Regions from separate parts of the Mus musculus genome. Here region 1 is linked to region 2. Evidence: chromatin loops called from intact Hi-C (ENCODE). Cell type or tissue: left cerebral cortex. All regions are shown on one strand. Each heading gives the region's core, and the rest is flanking DNA. Links, peaks and the distances in the headings are about the cores only. Region 1 has its middle 21 kb from the start of Cfap36. Region 2 overlaps Ccdc88a (coiled coil domain containing 88A).

Region 1 (5,387 bases), core at 152-5,151, 200 kb before region 2:
CTGATAAGTGGATATTAGCCCAGAAACTTAGTATTCCCAAGATATAAGATACAATTTGCTAACCGCATGAAATTCAAGAAGAATGAAGACCAAAGTGTGGACACTAGCCCCTTCTTAGAAATGGGAACAAAACACCCATGGAAGGAGTTACAGAGACAAAATTTGGAGCTGTGACGAAAGGATGGACCATTTAGTGATTGCCATATGCAGGGATCCATCCCATAATCAGCTTCCAAATGCTGACACCATTGCACACACTAGCAAGATTTTGCTGAAAGGACCTAGAAATAGCTGTCTCTTGTGAGACTATGCCGGTGCCTAGCAAACACAGAAGTGGATGATCACAGTCAGCTATTGGATGGGTCACACGGCCCCCAATGGAGGAGCTAGAGAACGTACCCAAGGAGCTAAAGGGAACTGCAACCCTATAGGTGGAACAACAATATGAACTAACCAGTACCCCGGAGCTCTTGACTCTAGCCGCATATGTATCAAAAGATGGCCTAGTCGGCCATCACTGCAAAGAGAGGCCCATTGGACTTGCAAACTTTATATGCCCCAGTACAGGGGAACCCCAGGGCCAAAAAGGGGGAGTGGGTGGGTAGGGGATTGGCGGGGGTGGGTATGGCGGACTTTTGGGATAGCATTGAAAAAATAAACGAGGAAAATACCTAATAAAAAATAAAAAATAAATAAATGGATATTACCTATAAAGTACAGGATAACATGCTACAATCCACAGACCTAAAGAAGCTAAATATCAGGGAGGGTCCAAGGGAGGATGGTTGAATTCCACTCAAAAGGAGATATAAAATAGATATTAGAGGTGTGTGGAAGTAAGGAGCTGGGTGGAATCGGGGAAGTGGAACCGGGATGGAAATCAGGTGTGGAGAGAGCAGGGGTGGGGTATAGGAGTTGGAGAGGGCTAAAAGAGAAAACAGAAACAGATAGGAAGCATTTCTGGAACAAGCTTGAGACCTGTTCCCAGTAGTCTATGTGGGTGACCCTAGCTGAGACTCCTAGCTGCTGGGGATACGGAAATTTTAAGTTCTTGAAGCTCACCTCCAGTAACGTACTTCCCTCAGCAAGGCCATACCTTCTAAACCTCCACAAACAACAACACCAACTGAGTATCCAAATGCTTGAGACTATGGGGCACCATCACAGAAATATAATACTAAAAATACTGCAAATGAGAAGAAATTCTGTCTGCTATGACAAAAATAGTCATGTTAGGCTAAGTGGGTAAAGATGAGGTCATAACTCTAGGTAAATGGCCTTTGATCAGGAATAGTCTAAGAAGTCTTTATCGCAGAGTTGAGTAATGGCCCTAGCTAGCATTCTCCTTTTTACTCAACCAAAGACCCATTCATGGAGTACTGCAACCCACACTTAGTGTGGAATCTCATTCCTCAATTACCTTGTATACAAACTCCTCCAGAGGCATGCACAGAGGTTGTCTCCTAGATGATCCTATCTCCTCTCAACTTGACAATACAAACAATTTCAGGAACTATAGAGTGAATTGAGACACAGCCTCATTCCTGACCTTCAGAACTTGGACTAGTCTGTAGGGTCCATCTCATTTCTTTACTGCCAAAATAGTTTTGCTGCACAGATTGTTCATAGCCATGAATTTCTCAATGATAGGCTATTAGCTTTTATGTCTTTCAGGACCATTGAAGAGTGTCTTTAAGGACAATTGTAACCATTAGTGGAATTCCTAGCAAGATATGTATTCCAGGTTTGGCAGAGTGGGGGGCATGTTAGGTAATTTAAGTGCCTATGAGAGAGAGAGAGAGAGTGCATTTGAGTCTCTAAGACAGCTACAGGCCTTTATAGGACAGAAAATTTTGTATCAGAAATACCATAAAAGCCTGTGGAGTTAGCTGGTCCAGTGGCATATACACTTTAAGCCCAGCACTCTGATGGCAGAGGAAGATGAATCTCTGAGTTTGAGGTCAGCCTGGTCTACAGAGCAAGTTTCAGTACAGCTAGGCTACACAGAGAAACTTTGTCTTGGAAAACAAAAACAAAAAACCTCCAGAGTCTAAAAAAAGCCTCAGCAAGTCTGATGTTTAAACATCATGCCCCGCCTAGGAAGGGAAGGCAACACCCATTTAGGTAGGGTAAAAAAAGAATGACTAAAAATATTCATCTAGTATACATATTAAGGAGGCTGTGGGCTAACGTGATGGCTCTGTGGTTAAGAGTGCTTGCTGCTTCTTCCAGAGGTCCTAAGCTCAACTGTCAGCACACAACCCTCAATAAGTCCAGTTCCAGGGGACCCAGTGCACTCTTCTGACCTCTTCTGACACTAGGCATGTATACATTGGCAAAACTGTCACACAAATAAAATATTTTTTTTTAAAACTTCAAAATAAAAAAGGAGGGTGTAAATTGAACTTATTGGGACTTGCTATTGATAGCAATGAGAAGGACCAGGGTTCAGAAGTTCTAACAAGAAGTGGTCAGGGCAGAAAAATCACTCCCATATTGATATGAAATATAATTGTGATCCCTGCTATTCTGAGAGTCGGTAGGTGCTCATTCATAGAGATGGAAAATGCAAGAGACTGTATAGCACCCGGGACCCATCAATTCTCAAAGCAGAGGGGCCTCTTTCCCTCTGGAGCATTTCACAGTCCAGGAACAAAGTTGGGAGCACTTGTTCTTTTTTTTTCAAAAAAGAAGTGAGCATGAGGTCCTTGGATGGAAATTGGGAGAGGGGATATTCTCTTCCAGTATGTTCCCACTTTAACGGACTGGATATGGTTCTTGGATGGGGGCATCGAACCCAGTGGATTTGGGAATATCTTGGCTACTTTAAGATACCTTTGATTCAAAGCTAGCATGGCTCTGGTTCAGTGAACTAGACAGCCACTAGATGGAGCGCTAGGTTTTCCTGAGATGGCATGGAATTAGGCAAGGATCCTGACCTTTTTCTCTTTCTGAACTGTCCTGGTCTTTTCTCTTTTCCTTCTCTCCAATTTACCCATTCTGACTCTTGAGGTTTCATCCCTGTTTTAAGTACCTTGAGGCCATGTCTAATAAAGTAGTGAAAGTACCCTGGGGTTAGAAGGAGCACTTCATTTAATCTTTGAAGTTTTTGCTTACTAGCTGGAGAGGCTTGTCTTTAAACATGTACAGCTAGGATTTTCCAAACTCTCACAGTCTAGAATATATGTGATCTTGGTTTGAGCCAGCCTAGAGAGTACTGTTTCCAGAAGCTCACTGTGTCTTTCCCATCACTTTAGCCCTTTCCATCTGATAGTTTTGGTAAGTCATTTTTCCCGTCATTACTTTTATCAGTGTAATGAACAGGAGTCTGAGTGAGGCATGGGACAGAGCCTGGCCAGGCCATATTAAGTGTAGCCTCATCAGCTCAGGCTAAAGACAGATACACAACATGGAGGAGGTAATAAGGACGGCACTCTTAACAGTGCCAGATTAGGTAAAATGCCAGAATGAGTTCTTATGAATCTTTAATGAAAGTGGAAAGATGCTGGCTAAGTGACCCTTGTGTGGATTATATTATGGGCAAGTTAGACATGGAGAAGAAGATGTGTACTCAGATGATGTCCCTGTCTTAGTTAGGGCTTTACTCTGTGAATAGACACCATGACCAAGGCAACTCGGTTTGTTTGTTTGTTTTTAAGATTTATTTATTTCTTATATGTAAGTACACTGTAGCTGTCTTCAGACACTCCAGAAGAGGGCATCAGATTTAATTATGGATGGTTGTGAGCCACCATGTGGTTGCTGGGATTTGAACTCAGGACCTTCGGAAGAGCAGTTGGCACTCTTAACTGCTGAGCCATCTCGCCAGTCCCCCAAGGCAACTCTTATAAGGACAACGTTTAATGGGGGCTGGCTTACAGATTCAGAGATTTGGTCCAGTATCATCAAGGCAGGAGCATGGCATTGTCCAGGCATGCATGGTGAAGGAGAGTGCATATCTGTGTGCTGAGGGAATGTTGGGAGGGAAGAGGAAGAGAGAACAAAAATGAAGCAGGGAGAGGCACAGGTATTGGGTGCAGGAAGCTAGACCAGAGGCTAAGCAGAGATGGACCATGTCAGGAACATCAATAATAGGGCATCTCGTGGTGTGTAAAGAGAGTCTAGTGGGGCACCTAGAGAGTCTTTCACACCTAGGGGTGAGAAGTCCTGTGAAAGGCCATGAAGCTTTGATATGAGGAATTTGAGTCCTTTCCTAAATTATGACAAAGAAGTCTAATTGTAGGGTAAAATTATAGCTTGTGACATGAACTAACAGGCTATCTTGATCTGGAGTGGGTTTAAGAACAAAATCTATTACAAACAAAAAAAAATGTGTCTTTTCTTTTTGAGAATCTGAACATCAGATTTAAAGCCATAGGAGTACATTCCAGGAGTCAGAGGAGATAGAGAGCACAAAACCATCAAGCGAATCCTGCCTAAGATTCATTGTTCCACCTCTGTTATTGATCTTCCCTGCCTTACATGTACTTTAGTCTGGAAGCCTTCCTGGCTAGCCAAACCCACCTAGTTGGTCAAGCCAGACTAACCTGGAGGGGAAACCTTTCAAATAAAAACTGATGTAGGGTGGGGGATAAGACCCCTTTGTTCTGGGGAAAGCAAAACCTGGCCATGTTCAGATCTATGGGATTCGGAAGTGTATCTGTAAGGGAATCCCAGGCACAAACACCATGTCTTGTGTTTTGCTTGCTCTCACTCTGGAAAGTCACACAAATTCTGAATAGAAAACTAGAGTGAGCAGGAGAGAAAAATGCATCTGTGCAGATGCATCCTGGACATGCTACCAAGGCCAGATCTTCAATGTTTCTAGTGGGGCTTCAAAAAGGAAGAAAAGTAACCACTTTCCCCTTCAGCCCATATAACTGGGCATCTTCCCTTTACCTTGCTCCAGTCATGGGTAGAATTTATCAGTTTCTAAAGGAAGGTAAGATTTTCTACAAGGGCTTAACTCCTTAGCATGTATTTTTCTGGTGACAAAGTTCCAGAATCACAAACAAAAAACCTTTGTTATTAATGGAGAGCCACCATATCCAGGGGCTTCTGTTACCTGCCAGCCTCTTAAATTTTATTCTATGTGTATGGGTGTTTTGTCTTCATATATGTCTATGTACCACATGCATGGTGCCCTCAGAGGCCTCAGGAGAGGGTATTAGATCCCCTGAGACTGGAGTTACAGACAGTTGTGGTCAACAACATGATTGCTAGGAATTTAAATAAGGTTCTTTGGAAGAGCACCCAGTGCTCTTAACCAATGAGCCATCTCTCTGGCCCATACCAGCCTCTTAGCCCACCACAAGTAGCAGAGAGAAAAGAAGCTAAGGAAAAGAGGTCAGGCAGAACAGAAAAAGTATTTACTAGACCAGACTGAT
Region 2 (5,387 bases), core at 103-5,102:
CAAGTGCTGAGATTACAAGTGTGTACTACTGAACCCAGCTCTCCCTTTAGGTTCTTTAGTTATAAAAATTGCATTAACCAAAACCCTTATTTAATATGTACTCTGAAATGTCTATGCAAGTGTGAGGACTTGAGTTTGCATCCATAGTACCTATGTAGAAAGCTATGTGTGCCTGCAACCCTGGGTTGGGGAGGACCAGGAAAGCCTCTGGGATGTGGTGGCCAGTCTGCCTAACTGAAAAACAATTAACTCCAGGTTTAGTAGAGACCCTGTCATGGGACCAAGGGAGAGCAACAGGAAAAGATACCTCCTCTGTCCATTGCACACAAATGTATATACATATGTATATGTCACATGCACAATTTTTAAAACTACTTAATAATTCATTCATGCATTCTAAAATATTACACAATAACTGAAATATTGGTATTCACATCTGTCTGCCTCTCCCAGGCTGTGTCACGAGTATGGCATTGTCTTTTTTTGTTGTTGATGTTAAACAACAACTTAGGATACTGAGAATGTTTTGTTTTAGACAGCGCCTCATTATACAGCCCAGACTGGCCTGGAACTCTGTGTAGGTCAGGAATGCCAGTGCTTTCCAAGTGTCGGGATGAAAGGTGTATGTCACTGTGCCCAGTCTTAACTGATCATATAGGCTATTACATTAAAATGCATACATATTAGTATCACAGATACGTGTGTGATAGTAATGGATCCATTATGTTCTTTTTTCTGGTTTAGTCTTATATAATCACAAATATTTGGGGTTTAGCTATTAAGCTTATCTTTTTGGGCATTAATTGTTTGGAGTTTTTTTTGTAGTCTTAACAATAAATCAGAGTTCTGTTTACTTTCTAGTTTTTGTTCTGTGACCACCACTAAGAAGAAGATAATTCACATCTTAAACATGAATGATTTTAGATCTTATTTAATATATGAATGTATTAAATAAATTGTTTTCAAAATGTTTTGATACCTAGTGACAAACTATATTACTCTTATAGTAGGTACAAACTTTTGGAATCAAAATTAGAATCCACTCTTAAGAAGTCCCTTGAAATAAAAGAAGAAAAAATTGCTGCTTTAGAAGCTCGGTTAGAAGAATCTACAAATTACAATCAGCAATTGCGCCACGAACTTAAAACAGTAAGTTTTTTCTTTGTAATAGTTCTATAAGTAGTTGGGAAGAAAAAGAGAAAATACAAACTCACGTGTATTTATGTTAGTATTTTATTCTGTTTCATGTATCTGGTCGTATACTTAATCAGATATCTATCATAGGGAAGTGCTACAATTTTCTCAGTTGTTTTCAAGTATGTAATAGTTCCTCTTGAAGATAGGGGTATATGAAGGATTATAGAAGAGGGATGGACAAGAGATGACAAAAAACTCATTAGTTTTGAAGATACTGATACCTTTACTCTGGTGCATTTTTCCTGTTGATCCACCAGGTAAATTTTAATTTGTAAAGATAGGACTGTGAAGATGGCATTATAGTAAAGCAGCGGGGCTCTAGAGCACCAAGTCAGTCAGCTTAGGCACTGCTTTCACTCAGTGCGTGAATTGATTTGTGAGGTTGGTAAGTGATAAACCATAGAGCCTTGTTGTTTACTCTTCCTGTCTTCAGTCTTCTTGCTCCAATACTTGTCTTTTTTCTTTTTTTTAAATATTTATTTATTTAATGTATATGAGTGTACTGTAGTTGTACTGATGGTTGTGAGCCCTCATGTGGTTGCTGGGAATGAAGGTTGCTCACTCTGGTCTAAAGATTTACACTGAATCTGTCTTCAGACACACCAGAAGAGGGCATTAGATGTCATTACGGGTAGTTGTGAGCCACCATGTGGTTTCTGGAATTTGAACTCAGGACCTTCAGAAGAGTAGTCAGTGCTCTTAACCGCTGAGCCATCTCTCCAGCCCCACAATACTTGTCTTATTTTTCTTTTTTTCTATTTTTTTTCTTTTTTCTAGACAGGCTCTCTTGTAGCACAGGGTAGGCAAGGGTGGCTTGAGCTGACCATCCTACTTCTTTCCTAGGCACAAGGACTGTAGAAGCATCCAAACAGGTAAAGGAGATTGTTTTAGGCCACACTTAGAACTATTCTATTCAACATAACTTTAGGAAATACAAGTAGATGGCTAAGCAGTGTTCTATCTCTGCATATAATTATGTGAGATTGAGTCTTTACATTTTTTTCATTTACTTTTATTTGTGCTTGTATACACAGAAACACACACACACAGAGTGGAGACACACCACATCATGCCTATGGAGGTCAAAGGACAACTTGAGAGGCTCTCTTTTCTATATATTGGTCCTGGGAGTCAAACTCGGGTCATCCTGCATGGCAGCAAACACTTTGAACTACTGAGCCATTTCACTAGTCTATGAGACTTACATTCTTTCCAGGTTATGGTTCAAGGAAAATGTCAGACACACTGGAATAGAAGAGAGCTGCCAAGATTTTGAGACTTGGTGCTTCATTAAGTCATTTAACTTCAAAGACATAAATTTAAACTTTCCTAGGTATGCATACTGACTATAAGAGCGGCTACCTGTAGAGAAATCCAGTGATTCTGCTTCCTATTGGGTCTTTAGTTTTTCTATTCCAGATGTAGTCTTCCAATCTTCTTTCCTCCATAAGCATATTGCATAATAATACACCATTCTAATTTTACTATGCCTCTAGACCAGATAAAGAGCTAATCAAATTTGACTTTCTTCTGAAAAAAGAGAAGACTTTTTGTTTGCCAGTTACCTACAACATCTTTACTGACATTTGTCACAGATTTTGCCATGGAGCATACACTGGTTGAGAGTTCTGCATAAAGTAGTTATTAATCACCTTTATGTCCTAAATTTTGTACTGTTAGACAGTGTGAGTAATAAATACATCGCCATGAAGCTATTCAGCTTAAAGAAGGAAGCAGGTTTGAGCATGGGTTAGTTTGTGTGGTTTAAATCTAAATATTAGAGCTATCAAATTCCATCGTTGTCTTTAACTTCAGCCACTTTGCATAACTGCTATAAACTGGGTTACTCCTTTATACATGAACTCAAATGGAACTGTACTTTTCTAAGCTTTCAATACTGTATATTCAAAGAGGCATACAACTTGAAAATAGATTCTGAAAGGTAAAGATGAATAATGTAAAGGCTAAGCTTTGACATAGAAGTATAAAAGAGAATTTAAACCATCCAAAGGAAGGCAGGAAAATAGAGCAGAGGACAGATTAGACAATTAGAAAATAAGTAGTAAAAGGGACATTTTAAACCAAACGATGTAGATATTTAGTTAAAAAAAAAAAAAACTCATCCTAAAGTAGAGATGACTGTATTCAATGAAAATGCCATCTACAGGGAAGTTTGATGAAAGACAATGTATTATTGTAACACTTATCAAAAGATTGCTATTAAATAGTTTTAAAACAATGACATCAGCTAAAAAGTATAAAATGATCATTCTAGCTTTCTAGCTTCATGATTAAGGAAGATTAAATGTTCTTGTATCTAACAACAGTTTCAAACTATGTCAATATTGATACAGTGGTGTGGAGAATTATCCACAATTATAAAGGATTTCATATGGATCACATATAAAAAGAGCTTTATTAAATAAAATGTTTATAGGTGACCTACAATGAACATCATCCTTAATAGTAAAAGAGTATTTACTTTTAGAAGGAAAGCAGAGGCACTGCTCTCTCTGTTTCTGTTACACATTGTATTGTTGGTCTTCACATATGAAAATAAAGGGGGGAAATTCTGATTTTTTTAAATTTTGTTTTTATGTATATATGTGTGGTATATGCCACCTGTGTGCCTGTGGAGGCCAGAAGAGTGTTGCATGCCCTGGAGCTATAGTTAAATGTGCTTGTGAACTGCTAGGTGCGGCTGGAAGACAAATCTGGATGTTCTGGAAGAGCAGTAAGTGCTCTTAACCACAGAGCCATTTCTTCAGCCCGAGAAATACAGATGGGAAAACATGAAATATTGATATTTTATAAACTTCTGACATGATTGTTTTGGATGGAAATTCTAAAGAATTTGTAGAAAAACATACTTTATAAAGTATGTTTTATCAAGTGAAATAGGTTATAGATCAGTATATAAAACTCAACCATATTTGTATATTTTAACAATGAAAAATTAGTTTAAAAAATACCATTTATAATACTGTAAAATACCATAAAGAACTGCACTAATGAAATAGAATGTCTAACTTAGTAAATGAAAAGGAATACCATATCATCAACTGAAATGTTTGAAATTGTTAAAATGACAGGTCTCAGGTTTGGACTTAATTCAGTAGTTCAGCACTTGTCTAGCATGCACAAAGCCTAGATTCAATCCCTAGTACTAGAATAAATAAGATCACAAATGAATCTGTTAATACAGTGTAATCCCAAACATAATTCAAATTAGTTTAGTAAATAAACTAATTAGCTGATTACAAAATTTTTGGTATAATATAGCCATTTTCAAAATACGAATTTTGATAGTCTGTGAATATGTGAGGTCTTTCCATCTATCAGAATTCTCATCTTGTCTCTTCTGTAAAGGTTCTTCTGCTCCTCCTCCTCCTCCTTTCCTCCTTCTTCTTCTTCTTCATCTTCCTCCTCCTCTTCTTCCTCCTCTTCCTTCTTCTAACAGTGCAACTCAATCTCTGGCTGCAACAACTAAGCCTTATTAAAATCCTATTCCACCTGTGAATCTCCAGGATACTCTAGCAGCTACATCTTACCCCTCTACTGTCTCCATTCCAAAAGCTCTGTAAAGGTTTCTTTAGCTTCTTAGAATTAGTCCTCTCTTTTTCTTTGAGCTATTGTAAATAGGAATGTTTTCCTAGTTTCTCAGTATGTTCATCATCAGTATACAGAAAAACTACTGATATTTAGATGATGATTTTATATCTGGGTACTTTGATAAAAAGTATTTTTATATTTTTGATGGAACCGCTAAGGTCTTTTCCAGATAGGATCGTATTCTCAAACATATAAATAGTTTGACTTGTTTTTCTGTTTATTCTTTTCTATTGCTTTACCTTGCCTTAATGTTATAGTAAAACATCAGGTCTAGATGTGTAACAGTGGAGAAGACAGTCTCGCTCCATCCCAGGGTTAGAAGGAACGGGGTCAGTTTCTCCCTGGGTACTAGAATGTTGGTTATAGGTTTGTTGCACATAACGTATGTTATATTAAGGTATGTGTTTATATTCTGATTTCTCCAGGGCTTTTATCAGGACATGTTAAACTTTACTGGAAACCTTTTCTGAATCTAAGGGAATGCAGTGAGTTGTGTCTCAGAGTGTTTGGGTGTTGCAATACTTGATTTATTTGTTTGACTTGTATATTTCAAAATATCTACACATCCTGGAATGAAA

Evidence for each region. Peaks named below come from ENCODE experiments on the same cell type or tissue, not always from the same donor. Only the 100,000 strongest peaks of a DNase experiment are listed, where the experiment ranks them.
Region 1: a loop joins it to region 2, with 4 times the contacts of the local background. A loop is called at or near these places in 9 of 42 quality-filtered maps.

Annotation. Positions count from the first base shown.
Region 1 is chr11:29,265,167-29,270,553 of GRCm38, forward strand. No RefSeq gene overlaps it. Among named protein-coding and RNA genes, the nearest start is that of Cfap36, 21 kb to the left of the region's middle. In left cerebral cortex, for the core only: a CTCF peak has its summit at 2,880 (motif pointing right); a DNase peak (open chromatin) is centred at 2,887.
Region 2 is chr11:29,469,308-29,474,694 of GRCm38, forward strand. Ccdc88a (coiled coil domain containing 88A) reads left to right here. Exons shown (of 31, transcript NM_001363368.1): 17 at 1,008-1,149. Among named protein-coding and RNA genes, the nearest start is that of Prorsd1, 43 kb to the right of the region's middle. In left cerebral cortex, for the core only: no CTCF peak of the experiment used is centred there; no DNase peak of the experiment used is centred there.